Linked DNA regions of Mus musculus: region 2 is linked to region 1. Evidence: chromatin loops called from intact Hi-C (ENCODE). Cell type or tissue: left cerebral cortex. All regions are shown on one strand.

Evidence for each region. Peaks named below come from ENCODE experiments on the same cell type or tissue, not always from the same donor. Only the 100,000 strongest peaks of a DNase experiment are listed, where the experiment ranks them.
Region 2: a loop joins it to region 1, with 3 times the contacts of the local background. A loop is called at or near these places in 16 of 42 quality-filtered maps.

What each region holds. Positions count from the first base shown.
Region 1 is chr11:19,919,588-19,927,587 of GRCm38, forward strand. It overlaps Spred2 (sprouty-related EVH1 domain containing 2), which reads left to right and starts at 4,855. Exons shown (of 6, transcript NM_033523.4): 1 at 4,855-5,369. The coding sequence starts at 5,344. In left cerebral cortex, CTCF peaks have their summits at 998, 4,842, 5,741 and 5,965; DNase peaks (open chromatin) are centred at 394, 937, 3,720, 4,683 and 5 more places; H3K4me3 peaks cover 4,619 bases; H3K27ac peaks cover 4,153 bases.
Region 2 is chr11:19,977,921-19,985,920 of GRCm38, forward strand. The region is part of intron 1 of Spred2 (sprouty-related EVH1 domain containing 2); the gene reads left to right. Among named protein-coding and RNA genes, the nearest start is that of Gm39603, 55 kb to the right of the region's middle. In left cerebral cortex, no CTCF peak of the experiment used is centred here; DNase peaks (open chromatin) are centred at 193, 1,611, 2,484, 4,449 and 3 more places; H3K4me3 peaks cover 2,042 bases; H3K27ac peaks cover 2,872 bases.

The sequences.
Region 1 (8,000 bases):
GGATCCAATTTGCAATCCACTTGCTTCCTGTTAAAGAGTTCAGGAGTGCACCCCAAGGTCAGCCTTCTCCATCTTTCCTGGAGTGGGTGGGGGAAGGGCTAGAATTGGGTAGTAACTTGCCAGAAACAGCTCTTCCCACCGAGCTGCGGCTAGCTAGAAGGTGAGCTGCCACAGACGAAAAGACCCTTTGCATAGCCCATTCTTAAACTGGCTGAGGCTTGTACAGTTGTAAACTGAAACTTGGGGCAAACCCTGGCGGTTACATTTTTTACACAAAGAATGCTTCCTTCTTCGCTCCGTCGATTACTTCCTGCATTCTGACTCTGCTGAGCAAATGCATACCCGAGCCTTTGGTGAGCTGCTGAGCACGGTCGAGCCACCCTCCTACCTGAAGTGGCGACCGCAGTAGCAGCGGGCTTGGCGTTTCATTCATAATACTTGCACCAGCGTGGAGGGAGGCGGGGCGGGGGCCTTTCGTCTGTTTAATAAAATCCCGGCCATGCAACCGAAAGGGAAAATGATCCCGGAGTATGCTGCCCGGGGGATGAGCCCTGCACCGCCGCCCTTGGCTAATTATACCGGAGATTGTGCAATGGGCCCGAGCCATTCACCCTGCAGGGCCGCGGCGCCTCTCACTACGTCTGCACAGTCCTCGGCTCCCTTGGCACAGCGGGTACCCGCGGCTGCTCGCCCGAGCATAGTGATGCAGGCGCTGCAGCGGCCCGGGCGCGGCCGGAAGGAACTGATAAACCGGCGCGCGAGTGGCACCCCTCCCCCGCGTCGGAAGTGTCCTCGAGCGCCGGTCATTGAGAAATACTGAAGGGGCAGAGTGGGGTGAGGCGAGGACAGCCCTGAGGCCGCGGCTCCTGGCCTGTGATCCCACGCGCAGCCGGCTGTCCGGCCGCCTAAGTGCGGGTTCCGCACTGCGCCCCACAGGGCCGCCGGCTCGAAAAGCAGGAGCTGCCCCGCTGCAGAGCCTGCAGATCCGGCCGCCGAGGGGCGCTCCGGGCTTTCCCACAGCCCCTGGGAAAGGAAAGAGCTACGGGGCCTCCCCTGCCCAGCCTGTGGAGTTAAGAGGCAGGCAACTGTGCTGGGTTTCCGTGAAGTTGTGAGCAGATCGATAGTACTTTTGAAGTTTTAAGATCTTACTGAGTAAACACTTTATTTTAAAAGACTCAAGTCTCAAGTAGTTCAAATTGGCCTGGAACTCAATGACCTTGAACTTCTGACCCTTCTGCCTCCTGAGATAAAAGATTGTGCCACCGTAGTCTTGTATCAAAAAACAAAACAAAATAAAACAAACAAACAAAAATCCCAAATTCTCTGGGTTTGTTGTTGTTTTGTGACTTGTGTTTTATTTTTTAGTCAGGGTCTCACTCTAGCCCACATTAGCCTGGAACTGTGTACTCCAACGGACAGTGATTATTTTGTCTCAGTCTCTCGAGTCTACCGTGCCCCGATTGATGGTTATAATGCTTCTGAATTGAAATCTAAATCTAAGATTGGGACAAACTAATATTTTTTTTTTTTTTTTTTTGGTTTTTCGAGACAGGGTTTCTCTGTGTAGCCCTGGCTGTCCTGGAACTCACTTTGTAGACCAGGCTGGCCTCAAACTCAGAAATCCACCTGCCTCTGCCTCCCAAGTACTGGGATTAAAGGCTTGCGCCACCACGCCCTGCTTACTTATTTTCGAATGTCTACGATTTTTTTTTTTTTGAGAAAGGACATGATTTTATTATAGTTTGTGGGGGTAACAGAATAAGAAAAAATAAGACATCAGTGGGACAAATCAAAACAAATAAATCCCGAGACGTTACAACAAACTCTAGAAATAGATCGGTGTGATCCAAGTAATTCATTAGACACTTCCGTTATTGTTCTTTGGGAGTCATCCACCTTGCTTTTCAATCTGAAAGTTGTCAGACCACAGAAGTGACTAGTAAGCCCTGTGGAATTTTCCTGTCTCCATCTCTTCAACAATGGGATTATAATTGCAGGCCATCAAATGTGGGTGCTAAAGAAGGAGCATAGGCCCTCGGATGACAAGTAAGCCTCATACTAACCTATCTCCTAGCTCTGAATGGGTCTGCTTTTTGTTTGTTTTATGTTTATTTTCTTTTATGTGTATGGGTATCTTGCCTGTATGTATAACTATGTATGCATTGCTTGGGTACCTCATGCTCTTGGAGTCCAGAAGACAATGTCAGATCTTTGGAACTAGAGTTATAGAAGGTTGTGAGCAGACATATGGGTGCTGCAAATCATACCTGGGTCCTCTGAAAGAACAACCAGTGCTCTTAACCACTAAGCAACTCTACAGCTTACCCAACCCCCAGTCTTTTTTTTTTTTTTTAAACCAAGGTCTCAATATTTAGCCCTAGCTGTCCTAGAACTCTTTCTGTAGACTAATATAGCTTTGAACTCAAGAGATCTACCTGCCTCTACCTTCAGACTGCCAAGATTAATGGTGTCTACCACCACACCCAGTATGTCTCACTTTCTTCACGGCCTACAAACAAACAAACAAACAAACAACAAAAAAAAACAAAACAGAAACAAGCAAACAAATAAAAATACCCCCCAAATCAAACAAACAAAAAATGAAGAAAGATAAGGTTTGCTTTGTTTATTCCTGTAAAAGTTGAAGAATTAACAGAGACCTCACTGTCAGGACCTCAGGTCTTCTAAGAGAAAACCAAAATGCAGGTCTCGAGGTTTGGCGTCCTTACCACTACTTGTCATGAGCACTCAGAATCCAGTGTTGAACCTCAATGTGTATCCACAAAGATCATGGTTGTGGAAAGCATGAAACCACTGGTTTCTACTTGACTCAAAGGTGAAACTCTTATTTTTCAAGCCCCCGTGGAACTCTCAATACACACAGACCTCTAAGAGGGCTACTTTTGTTTTGTGTATGGGTTTTGTTTTAGTTGTTGCTGATTATCATCATCATCATCACCACGACCACTACTTTGATTCAGGGTCTTAATCATGTAGTCTGGTTGGCATGGAACTCATTATATAGGCCAGACTGGCCTCAAACTCACAGAGATCCACCCACCTTTTTGCTTCTAGAATACTAGAATTACGGACATGATCCACTATGCCCGGCTGTTTTGTTTTTGTTTTGTTTGTTTTTTGTTTGTGGTTTTGTTTGAGACTGGATTTTGCTTACTAGCTATGTCTAGCCTAGGATTCTACTTGTAGACCAGGCTGGACTTGAACTACTATCAATCCTCCTACCCCAGCCTCCGTAGAATGGGATTATCCAGTCCAGCAATTTTCTATTTTTGAAGCAAATATTTCATCCCCCAGTTTGTTTCGTAGCTATTTAAAATCTAAGTGGAATGTCTCTAATGGCATATTCAGGAGAACAGAAATGTCTATTAGTCTTGAGGACATAATCCCTGTCCCTTATTCCATGGCAAGACCTCAGGAAATACCCAGTGACTCTGTAATTGGTGTCATCCATGTCAAGTGAAAACATGGTGCCCCCTTCAAAAATTGAAATGGATTTTAATATCGCAAATTCAGATTCCAGGCAAATCCACAAGTTGAGCCCTGGGTGCAATCCTGCTCGTTGTCTAGATGGTGCATAGGTCCTCTCAGAAAACCTCAGGCAGGTCCTAGGCCATGGTAGGAAAAATAATTTAAAGAGAGGTATGAAGAGATGGCTCGCAGTTAAGATCTTCCATAAGACTGTGGTTTAATTCCTAGGACCTACACAGAGGCTAGCAACCAGTTCCAGGAGATCCAACAGCCTCTCCTCTCTGCCCACAAATGGTGCTGACATGCATGGATGCATCCTCCTTCTGCCCCCGCACATTCAAAAAGAAAGAAGGAAGGAAAGAAAGAGAGAGAGAGGGGGGGGGAGGGAGGGAGGGAGGGAGGGAGGGAGAGAGAGAGGGAGAGAGAGAGAGAGAGAGAGAGAGAGAGAGAAAGAAAGAAAGAGAGAAAAAGGAAGGGAAGGGAAGGAAAGGGAAGGGAAGGGAAGGGAAGGGAAGGGAAGGGAAGGGAAGGGAAGGGAAGGGAAGGGAAGGGAAGGGAAGGGAAGGGAAGACGGGTCGGGGGTGGAGTAATGAGTTCCTGGGTCTCTCTTTGGCCAAACCCCATCAAAGGTAGTAATCTGTGACCCAGTAAACTAAGAGTAGACTTCTAAGAGCTGGAGACAAGAAACGTTATTCACAGACTGGATAATTTACTTTGGTGTTACCTTTAAACTTCATCTCTGCCTGCAATGCCAAAGTTTTATGGCTGTTTGCCTTTTGTTTTCTGCGTACATATTTTTAAAAATATGCCCGCTCTAGGTGGGCATGGTGTTGCATGACAGTAATCCCATCGTGTGGAGGCCAGCGGAGGCCACCTGCACTGCCCCCAACCCCCACCCCGCAGTGTTTCTCCAAACCCAAACTCTCTGGCAACATCTAAACTCCTCCCCATCTCCGCCCTCCGCCACCTCCCCCCTTGATTTTTAATCCGAAGGTTTGGAAGGAGGGAGGGACAAAACGGGAGCCAGATGTGCTCTTGTCTTCGGCTCCCGCCTCCTCCCTCTTGGGCTTCCTAAAACCCGGAGCACCGGAGACAAGGATTCGGATCCTGACAAACGCAGTGCCAACCATGCTGTTCCGAGGCTCCTCCCTGACTGGAAGCTAGCGGGAGGGGGAGTAGAAGAGGGGCACGCTCAGTAGGCGGGACAAAGTGTTTTGTGAGTGTGTTTTTTTCCTCTCTCTCTCCTCTCTCTCTTTTATTTTGGTCGCAAGTAGGAAGCTTTTTGCACTCCACCACCTCTGGCCGCTGGGAAGACGTCATCGCTTCCGCCCTACTTCCTCCTCCTGTTGGCGGCGCTGAGAATCCAATATGGAGTAAATCGGTGGAGTGGCGAGATGGGGCTCGGACGGGGCGCCCTGCACCGCCTCCCAGGCGCATCTCCCCCGGCCGCCGAGCACTACCCGGAACCCTGATTGGCCCGGTCCCCGGGGGCGACCCCGGCCCGGCCCCAGCGCAGCCGACTGCCCGCCCGCCGCCCGGAGCGTGCTTGTTTTTCTGCTGCTCTCCCCCTCCGGGTCCCCTTCCCAAATCTCGCCTCTGCACCCCCTCAGAGCCCCGGGGCCGTGCCCGGCCGGCCCACGGCGTCCGCTGCCTGGTGTGCCCCTTCCCAGACCTCGCCCTGATCTCGGGGCTCTCCATTTCCCCGCCTGCCTCGGCGCCCCCTTCATCTCTAGCTCCCCCCCTCCACCACCAAATCAGGAGATGTCGGAGATGTGAAGAAGGGGGGCGAGCGCACAGGAAGATGAAGGGAGCCAGGCTGCATGCCGCGGGACAGGCGTCTAGGTGAACAAGAAAATGACCGAAGAAACACACCCGGACGAGTAAGTTAGCCGCGGGTGGGACGCGGGTGCCCGGAGGGGTGGTGTGGGGGCCGCCGCCAAGGACGCAGGAGGGGACTCGTCGGAGGAACTTGGCCTGGGGTGCAGCCGCTGGCTGAGCTGTCGGGGCTATGCGCGAGGCTCTTGACTTGGCTGGGGGAGACGGCAGAAACCGCCTGGGGTCTGCAAGTCCAGGTCGCAGCCCGGGCCAAGGGCGCGCAAATGACCTCGGGGCGGTCCTCGGGCTGCGGGAGCGGAAGCTCTGACGCCCTCCACGCGGGGCATCCCGGGGTCGATGGGTCTGTGTGCATGGTGACTTTGTGACTCCTGGCACTGCTGCCCTCCCATAGCCCTCTCCGGAGCCCTCTGGGGCCCGGGCTCCGCCATTTCGTTTTCTTGAATCGCTCTCATTTGCATACCACATTTTCATTCATAAAAACACGGAGGAGTTGGGGGAGGGCCAGTCGGGCTCGGCACAGGGTCAGTGCGCCCGGGTCCTCGCAGCGGCCAGAGCGCGGGAGCAGCCTGCCGAGTCCCGGCGCGCGTGAGTGTGTGCACGCGCGTGTGGGCCGGCACACGCGCCCCGCGGTGTCGGGGCAGCACTGGGGGCGGATCCGAAGCGTGTGCAGCGAGGGCGGGAGAGCGTGCGGGGAAGCGCGCTCCTGGCATGTATGTGAGGGAGAGCGCGTGCCCGTGCGTGTGCCCGGCCCGCAGGCCCGAGGGGAACAAAGCTCTCGGTGCTTAGTCAGAGGTGCTTGTGCTCGCCCCTCGGGGAGACCCGGGCTTGTCACCGTCTCTGGGCCAAGTGGCAGCTGCTTCCCGCCTAAGTCGCACTTAGGTTTGGATCTCCGCTCTAGTAGTGTTCGAGGCGTTTCCCTCTCGGGGAGCTGGGGGCGGGGCTGCCCGTGGGCCCCAGCGGGTACTTAGCCAGGGGTCCTAGCCGTGCCCGGCTCTGAGACTGCTGTTCAGTGGCTGTATTCGCTCACCACTTTTTTTTTTTTTTTTTTTTTTTTTTTTGTGAATAAGACGTTCTCCTTTATTGTCACATGATATCCCTCCTCCCTTGCACATTCATAAATCCTGAGCCTGCCTCGGCTCCTTTCATTCAGTGCTGCCATTAGCCAAGGTAGCAGCGGCGCCTGCTTGGACTCCAGAATGGGTCCGCAGTCTCGGGGACGCTGAGGGGAGGGGGACCTGGAGAGGTGGAGCGGGAGTGGCTGGAGACTAGCTCCCAAACCCTGGGTCTTTTGCTTTTGTGTGTCCACCCCACCCCCTTCCCCCGTGAGCATTGACACTCTAGAGTGCAGAGAGGGGAAGTGACTCAGGACTGGGCCACTGGGCGGCTTAAAGAGCTCTTGTAGCAGGTGGCAAAATCCTGTGTACCACTCTAAGAAATCTCCCTTCTTTTCCTTTGTCTTCGGTCTGGAGTTCGCACCCAGGGCCTGCCACAGCCAGACAAGCAAGAGCTCCATTACTGAGCTGCGGCCCAGCCCTCGATTGTTTTTAAATGGCCTTTTATCCTGTGGCATTCATTGTCAGACTGAGTGGAAGGAAGCTGATGTTCTGCAAAGGGAATTTCCTTCGGTGTGTCCCCAGGGAACTTTGACAGCAGTAACCCTAATCTGTCAAGACACCTGTCCCTGGAGAGGTTCCCACCTGCTGTGCAAGTCTCACAGCATGCTTTGGGCTGTTTTAGACATCTTATTTTGCCTTACTATACCTGTCATTGAAATCATAAAATAGGGGAAGAAAGTTGAGAGTTTTAATGCTGAAATATAGAGGGAAGGATTATCTGCTAGGCCCTCCCCTTTTGAAACTTGGCCAATAAACAGTTCTTTTTCTGGGTCCTTGTCTGTACTTGCACTTAGGAGTAGCCTTGGGGGCAGTGAACAGTACCTGTGCTGATGGGGGTTCTTGGAGAGCTTTGCCCAGTGTGCATTAAGGTTCCTGGCTTCTTCCACTGGGGGTGCAGTCGGCTTGTGCTGTTTTCCAGTGGCCAGTCAGCCTTGTGCCTTCCCCCATTTGCTAGCCTAGACGAAAGGATTCCAGGTGAGGACACCAGTGTTAAGGGAATACTTCCTCATTCCAGTCCTGGGGAGAGAGATCAATTTGACTGTGATCAGAAGGCTTGTAGAAGCTGAAGTTGGTGGCTCACACCTGTTATCCCAGCAGCTGGAGACTGAGGCAGGAGGGATGTCATGAGTTTGAGCTCAGGTTGGGTAAAGAATTCCTTTAACCCCAGCACTTGGGAGGCAGAGGCAGGCCGATTTCTGAGTTCAAAGCCAGCCTTGTCTACAGAGTGAGTTCCAGGACAGCCAGAGCTACACAGAGAAACCCTGTTTCGAAAAAACAAAAAAACAAACAAACAACAACAACAACAAAAACCAAACAAAAAAACGAAAGAATTCTGTTGAGACAGTAGGTCTTAAAGATGGGTTCTAGTTTCAGAGGGTTAGAGAGCCCTGGTGTCTTTACCACTGTTGAATTGGCTTTTGGGGGAGTTATATTTTTGTTCTTGTCTAGATAGGGCCTCACCATAAATCCCCTGGCTAGCTTTTTTATGTAGACCAGGCTGGACTCTAACTTAGAGGGATCCTCCTGTCTCAGGTTCCTGAGTGCTGGAATGACAAGTGT
Region 2 (8,000 bases), 58 kb after region 1:
ATGGAGAGGATTTGAAACGAAGGTTGGTTTCCGTCTAGTTTTGTTTAGCATGCAAACAAAACCACTAGACTTTTTTTTCTCAGCTATGAGATCAAAAGCCTTCTTTTCCAGATGACTAGAGCATGAAGTAAGTTGAGCCAACACTGCCACCTTACATAGGGCTTTGTTGGTATAAGGAACTCGGGATGTGACTTACATACATTCTCAGGGAACATTGCCAAAGCCATGTAAGGAATCTGGGAATGGACGCCTCTCCCTCATAGTGTTACAGCTGAGCTCATGAACATGGCTTCAGAGCACAAGGAAGCTCTCATCATCCAGAGAGGAATACCAACCGCTCATTCCAGGGATTGATGGAGCCTTCACAGTGGCCTAAGGGCATGTGGTTCCTCCCAGCTGGAAGACTTACTGAGCCTCAGCCTCAGCTCCCACACCCACAAGGTATCAGGCTGCAGGTATCTCTCCCCACCCCCGTTTCCATGCACGGCAGCTCCATGCCCAAGTAAAAACGGACCTTGTTCTGGTTCACACGGCATCCTAGGAGGTGAAGAAAACATGCGTGTAAAGATTACAAACTTTTCAAGATACCCAGAAGACAAAAATAAAGTCTCAGATGCAGCAGTTTATCCAAGTTTTGCTGTTTCTTTACCTCCTGCCTTTATACTACTTATTGTGTGTGGGGGGGGGGGGAGCATAAAATATTTATAACAAATCTCATATCATTTCATATCACCCCTGACATACTTTAGTAATTGTAACTTTTGAGACAGGTCTGACCTGGCGCTCTCTGGGGCTGTGGTTGACCTTGAACTCCTATACTCTACCTACCTTCCTAGTGCTGAGGAATGGGCCACCACACCTGGGTTTTTGCAGTGTGGAGAACTGAACTGGGGGCTTAGGCATGCTTTGTAAGCACTCTCCCAACAGAGCGCATTCCCAGCTCCCTGTGTGGTCATTACTGATTTATTTTGGAGAAAAGGTCTCACTGTGTAACCCAGGCCTCTCGCTCTTGTCCTGTGTCAGCAGCTTCCTGAGGGCTAGAGGGCCACAGGAGTGTGTTACTATGCCCACCTCCAAAATCATTTTTATGTATAGGTTTTTATAATTCCTGTAATTGGTAATCCTACAACCCAAGAATCAAGCTGAACATGGTCACATCCACTTGTAATACCAGCATTAGGGAAGCTGAGGCAGGAGAATGGTGATTTTGAGGTCAGGCCGGATTGGACATGAAAGCAACACAGGAATCAACAAAGCCCCAACCAGACGCTTTAGAGAGACAGATCTGAACAAAGTTCCGTGGCTTGGCAGGGCAACAATCGGCTCACACTTGTGGGTCTACAGACTGGAATCGCAGCACGCTGTGTGTGTGAGCTCGCAGCTCGTTGTGTGTGAGCTCGGCTTCCTGTGCATTTCGGACGTCTGTCAATGACTGATCATTGTAACTTACAGGAATTTTTTAAACAATTTTTTAATTGAAAAATCCCAGCCTCTGTCAGCTGCCAGCCTCCCAGCTTCTACTTCTGAGGAGCAGGAAGTGGGTGGGTAATGACAACGGGCCTGTAAACTGCGGACTCTAACCCGCCGATGACTCATCCGGTACAATGCAGTATATTTGTCAAGGAGACTGAATCATATATGGGGGAAACTACTGCTCAGCAGCCAGCTGGTTCGCAGGTCAGCCTGAGAGGATCCATTTTTATCGGAAGCTTTATCGTAGCGATGATGCTAACGGGCAGCCCTTGGACTCCACAATGTAGAGGAAATGGCATCTCCGGGCAGGTACGTGCCGGCTCTTTGCTTGGGTTGTAGTTTCTCCTTGTTCTCCTCTCTGCTGAACCTGTCCAGTGTTTGCGTGTAACATTCTTTTGGGAGAAACATTATCCTCAGGACCTGTGTGGGGTGTGTGTGTGTGTGTGTGTATGTGTGTATGTGTGTGTGTTTGTGTGTTCACCCACATGCAAAGACAGGTAACCACTGATCTTCTATCGAATAGGTTTTCTTCACTCATCGCCCTCTCTGAATCTCCCTAGAGATTCACATCAAAATGGCTTTAACCCATTATTTTATATTAATAAGTTTTAAGGATGCTGCTTGGAAACAGAAGGACAACAGACCTTCTAGGGGGGTAGCTAAGGGTGTTATCTGGTGTCAACAGTCTAATATGAATATCTTTCAGTATCCGTACCGTCTACCCAGCCCCCCCCCCCTTTGTGTGGCTTAATCCAAGAAAGCTTTATTCCCCTCCTCAGCTGATATGTTTATTTTTTGCCGATCACAATTTGCTTGAATCAGAGCATCAACTTTTCCAAGGTAGAAGAAAAGGGAGTGGGGACTTGATAGCAACATTTAATTATAGCTTCCACATGACCTGAAGGATCATTCCACATAATTGGGAGGCTGTGGCTGCCTGTCTAACCTTCTCTCTTTTCTTCACTCACTAAATTTAAACAATGCCTGGCTAGTGGAGGCACATGCCTTGTTTATTTGAGTATATTAAACATTCCTATGTGTGTTGACAGACTGTTCAGCGTCTCCTCATATTTTTAAAGGACACTTTTTAAATCCTTCTTGTCCGGGACAGATGCTCTAGTTAAGTTTATATCTGTGCTATGTCTGCCTTGCTGGACGGGCTCTCCGCCTGGGGTCAGGACCTGTACTACCGCTGGCTGCCCATACATTTGCCTGAGATGAAACACTGACTACACAGTCCCCTCTGTGGTGTAAATCCTGCGGTCCCTTAGAGAGAACATCTACAGATCTGGAATTACCAAGCTAGCGAGCAAGGCGGGCTTCGTTCCTGTTTATTTATCATAGAGCCTATAGTAAAGCCTTGGTTTTCTTCAGGTGTATGAATTTTAAACTCCTGGTAAACAGATTTATTTCATTTATTGGTTTCAGCACATTTAGAAAACTTGGAAGGAGTTTGCTCAGTATGTTCTGTTTGTAGATTATAGTGTGCTTTTTTTTTCTTTTCTTTCTTTAAAAAAAAAAAAAAAAAAGAATGGCCAGCTTGTTTTTCAAGACAAACCACCTTTAAATTTCATTAATTTTACATTCTATAAATGAAAGCCACCTGTTATGCCGTAACTTGCTAATTTTGGTCAAGGATGATAATGAGGAAGAATAGTGTTTGGAGTATGTTGGGGTCTGGCTAAGAATTCCCTGCCCACATCTGTAGCGTTTATTTTTGTGTGCATATGTGCATATATGTATATATAGTACACATTCAATAACAGCACTTGCTGATATTAAAAATATTTCAGATCCAAAATGAGAGCCTTTTTCCTTCTCATTAAGATTGTGTTTCAAGGTCAGGAAAGCTTTGAGCATGTTGACTTGACTAGAATACATAGTTTTGGATATATGTATGTATATGAGCTCCCCCAGAGTTTTGGTTAAAAACACTCAGTTTGTGGTTCACTTTGTCAAAACTTCATCAAGCATAATGGCTCATGCCTGTAATTTCAGCACTCAGGAAGCCGAAGTAGGATTATTGTAAATTCTAGGCCAGCCTGGACTACAGTATAAGATCTTGTCTCTTAGAAAACATAAAAACAGGGCTGGAGAGATGGCCCAGTGGTTAAGAGCACTGGCTGCTCTTCCAGAGGCTCTGAGTTCAATTCCCAGCAACCACATAGTGGCTGACAACCATCTGCAGTGGGATCCAATGCACTCTTCTGGTGTGTCTGAAGACAGCTACAGTGTAATCATAATAAATAAATCTTAAAAAAAAAAAAAAAAGAGCCGGGCGTGGTGGTACACGCCTTTAATCCCGGCACTCAGGAGGCAGAGGCAGGCGGATTTCTGAGTTCGAGGCCAGCCTGGTCTACAAAGTGAGTTCCAGGACAGCCAGGGCTATACAGAGAAACCCTGTCTCGAAAAACCAAAACAAACAAACAAACAAACAAACAAAACAAAACCAGAAAAGACAGAGTTAGGCAGATCTCTGTGAATTCATGGTCAGCCTGGTCTACCTAGCAAGTTCCAGGCCACCAAGGCTAAATCTCTTGATTGGTTGGTATTTTCTATGAAAATATCCTGTTTTCCCGATCTTTGTCTCCTTAGGACTAGCCCAGGTGAGGACCAGTTCTTCCAGATCTCGGAGCTTTGTACATGAGCTGTGGCTGCTGCTCCCAGGGTGACCGTTGATGATGAACACCGTGAACCGTCAGCCCAGGGTGACCATAGATAGTCTTTAGAGTTCTTTCTCTTCTACCACTGCTACTAAAGGTCTTATTCTTCAGCTTAGAAGTAGTCAGTGGATATTGATTGAACTTGAGGCCTTTGATGTGCGAGGCATGGGCTAGGCACTCACATGTGTATGCACTTGGACCCAGGCCCAGCCCTCTTTTAACTTTGGTTGCTGAAAGAATGCTCTACTCCAAAATCCAGCTGATGGTGGTTTTGATAACCACGCTTTCTGAACCCAGCCAAGTGACGTAACCGTAGACAAAAGACGTGCTTTTCCGCTCTGTGTCTTGGGAGGTGTCAGTCATGGAGTTCATTCATCCTAAGAGACCATAGTGTCCATGGTATCTTAGTGGAACAGACAGCTTCCCAGTTTTTAGCTGTTTGGAAGACTCCTCTTTTTAGGATCTATTACAGCTATATGAATTCAGTAACTATTTCATAAAAACAAGCTAATTTAAAATCACTATAGACCAGCTGCCAACATTTAAAAATACTCACGTGCTTTTGAGAGTCCTGTTTCTGGAGTCTGCAGCCTGCTCCTGCTGTTCACATGTATGAGAGTGTGTGCTGAGAACATGGCTGGCTCCCACCAGAGGCTTTACCCGTGCATTGCCTGTGTCACACTTGTCCAATGTCTGGAGCACACACGAATTTTTGTCATTATTTGGAAATTGTAGGTTTTCTGTTTAGCTCAGAGAAGCCAGAGACAAGCATAGAGTAAATTTCTTAAGCCACAAGCCTCCCTCTGAAGTATAAACGGATACGTGCCCTCTCTTATCTAGCTACTGTGGACTGTTCCTTTTGCTGGGCATTAGCTTGCTGGCAGTTCAGTGCGTTAACACCTAGAGTGCCTTGGCGTTGAAAGTGGGGCAGCCAGGGGAGCCATGCACATGAGTTGAGTTGTAAGTACCATTTCCTTGTGGCTCATGAGAACCATAGAGAAAGCCAATACTTCAGAAGGAGGCTGGCACCTCAGTTCTCTTTTGAAAGCTTTTGACTTGGATTGTAAGTGGACCCTTCCTCGCTATGCCTTCTGGGAGTGGTGCTGGGATTCGGCTGTTCTTGCTGTCTTCTGAGGTCATTATGGGAGAAATCTCAGTGAGATGCTGTATTTAGATTCCAATCAAGAGGTAAATCATGCAATTGTAAAGAATGGAAACACTCTCTCTGCCCCTCTCTGTGCTTCCTACCACCCCCCTGCTCTTGTCCTCCTCTCCCTCCTCCCCTTTTCTCTCCCTCCCTTTCTTCCCCTCTTCCTCTCCTCATTTATAAACACTTGCTTCCTCGGTTGCCTGCCTGCCATTGCTCTGGCCCCCTGGGCCCTGCTGCTTGACTGGGGCTCTTGAATTCCATCCGCTGAGCACAGCAGCATGTGTCACAGGCTGCTCAGGGAGGGTGAGGAGCAAAGTTAGTGTCTGTGGGTGGGCATGTGTTCTCATCACATCGCCGGAGAGCTGCAGTGTGCAGAATCTGGCAGGAACTTGTTCCAAAGGGGGGGGGAAATCAAGCCAGTCCCTTTTTTTCCTGCCTTGAGTAATATTAAAAACATGGCTAACTCCCATGGAGAAGAAATGGAAGTGTTAGAAAACTCTTGTAATTGTTTTTAGTAATCTTCAAAACTGAGATCAGAAGAAATAAAAAGGGTCTAATCATAAAAATATCCCGGTGTGTGTGTGTGTGTGTGTGTGTGTGTGTGTGTGTGTGTGTTGCATTGTATATAGACTGTTCAGTGTTCAGAGGCTCAGTATTTAAGAGCACCACCTGCTTTTGCTGATGACCCAGGTTTGGTTCCCAGCACCCACATGGAGACTCACAACCTTCAGTAACTCCAGTGCCAGGGAATTTGTGGACACACATGTGATATGCATGCGATTTACCCATAAAGATAAGTTAGCCTTCCTTTTTTTTCTTTTTAGAATGTTGTCTCAGAGTTTGGGGGTACACTGTTCTATTTAACTCGTCTGATGTTTTGAGATGATATTATAAGAAACGCCATTTTCTGTCAGTAAAGCCAGTACTTAAGAGGTTTGAGCTGTGTGTGACCTGCCTTGCACGCAGAAGAGCAGAGTAACGGGCCTTAAGCATTGGAAGCAGCGCCTGGAGAGGGTCCTGCGCATGCGCCGACTGTTACCTTTTGTCAGTGGTGATGCTCACTCCTTCAGGCTTTGGGAGTGTTCCTGCATGCAACCCAGACTTCCTGAACCCAGTTCAAGTGGCTCCCTTACTTCTCAAGGTACCCCCTTCTCATGTGGCAGAAACCAGGATACAGGGCCAGTGAGAGGGCTCAGCAAATCAAGACGCTTGTCATTAAGCCTGAGGATGGATTCGTGGGGGTTGCCCTTTGACCTCCACATCTGCACTGTGACATAACACCCCTCCCCCATGCACACAAATCAGTGGTTTTTTTCACCCCAATATTTTTTAGCAACTGCTTAGTGTATGCTAAAGTGACACTGATTCTGTGCATTCTAGATCTCTAGAACATTTCACCTTGCAAAACCGAAACTCCAGGCACGGTGGTTGACTCTCTTCCCCGGCCCAGGACAGCCACCATACTACTCTGTTTCCATGGCTTTTAGATAATAATATAAATAGAATGGATGGTGCAATGACTTCTCCTCCTCCTCCTCCTTCTTTTTTAAGACACAGGGTTTCCCTGTGTAGCCCTGGAACTCACTGTAGACCAGGCTGGCTTCGAACTCAGAGTCTACCTGCCTCTGCCTCCCGAGTGCTGGGATTAAAGGCTTGTGCCAACACTTCCACACAGCTTGTCCCCCCCCCCTTTTTTTTTGGACTGGGTTCTTTTGCTTAGCTTTCTCAAAACTCATCCCATTGTCGACTCCACTGTTTATTAAGGCTGAGCGATGACCCATTGTGTATTGTTTAACCAGTCCTCTCTGGATGAATGAATTTAGATTATTGCCACCTTTTGGCTTATTGTGAATACTGAAGTGAAAATATGTTTGAAAGTCTTTTGAGGTGGAATTGCCTTTTAATAAAGGCTAAGGTTGATTGTATGCAAAGGCAAGGAGATGTGCCTCTGAGCATCCTGTTATGTTTAATCTAGTCTTTGCTTAGGCTTAAAGAACTCCCTTCCAGACCTGCTCACTGGAGGAAGTTGCCAGAGGCGAGGTGGTTTATTTGTGGTGCCTTGGGAATTGCAACTGTCCCAGAGAACCAGGATGAAGGCCAGAGTAGATGGCTCTTAATAAGTTAGTAACTCATGGCCTGAGTTTGTGTCTGCAGCCCAAATGGTAGAAAGGAAGAGCTAACTACCGGCAGCCCCGACCTCTGTACGTCCTCACAGTCACACCCACAGGTAGATTTGAATAGCCAAATTTAATCTTTAGAAAGGGGAAGGGTGAGAAGGAGGCAGATGTCGACACTGCCATAGAATACAGAGCTGGGTGTTGACTGGCCTTATGTTAGAGACCTTTTATTCTTTCCTTGGTACTAGTGTTGCTCACAATGATGGCTTTATTATGTTGACTTCAGGTCAATCTCTGTGAGTTCAAGGTTAGCCTGGTGTACATATGGGAGTCTCAAGCCAACCCAGAATATACAGTGAAACTGCCTTTAAAAAAAAAAAAAAAAGAAGACTGAAGAGATGATGGCTCAGCGGTTAAGAGCACTGACTTCTCTTCCAGAGACCCTGAGTTCAATTCCCAGCAACCACATGGTGGCTCACAACCATCTGTAATGGGATCTGATACCCTCTTATGGCTTGTCTGAAGATAGCTACAGTGTACTCATATACATAAAATAAAAAATAAATCTAAAAAAAAACGAGGGGAGGCTGAATAGGT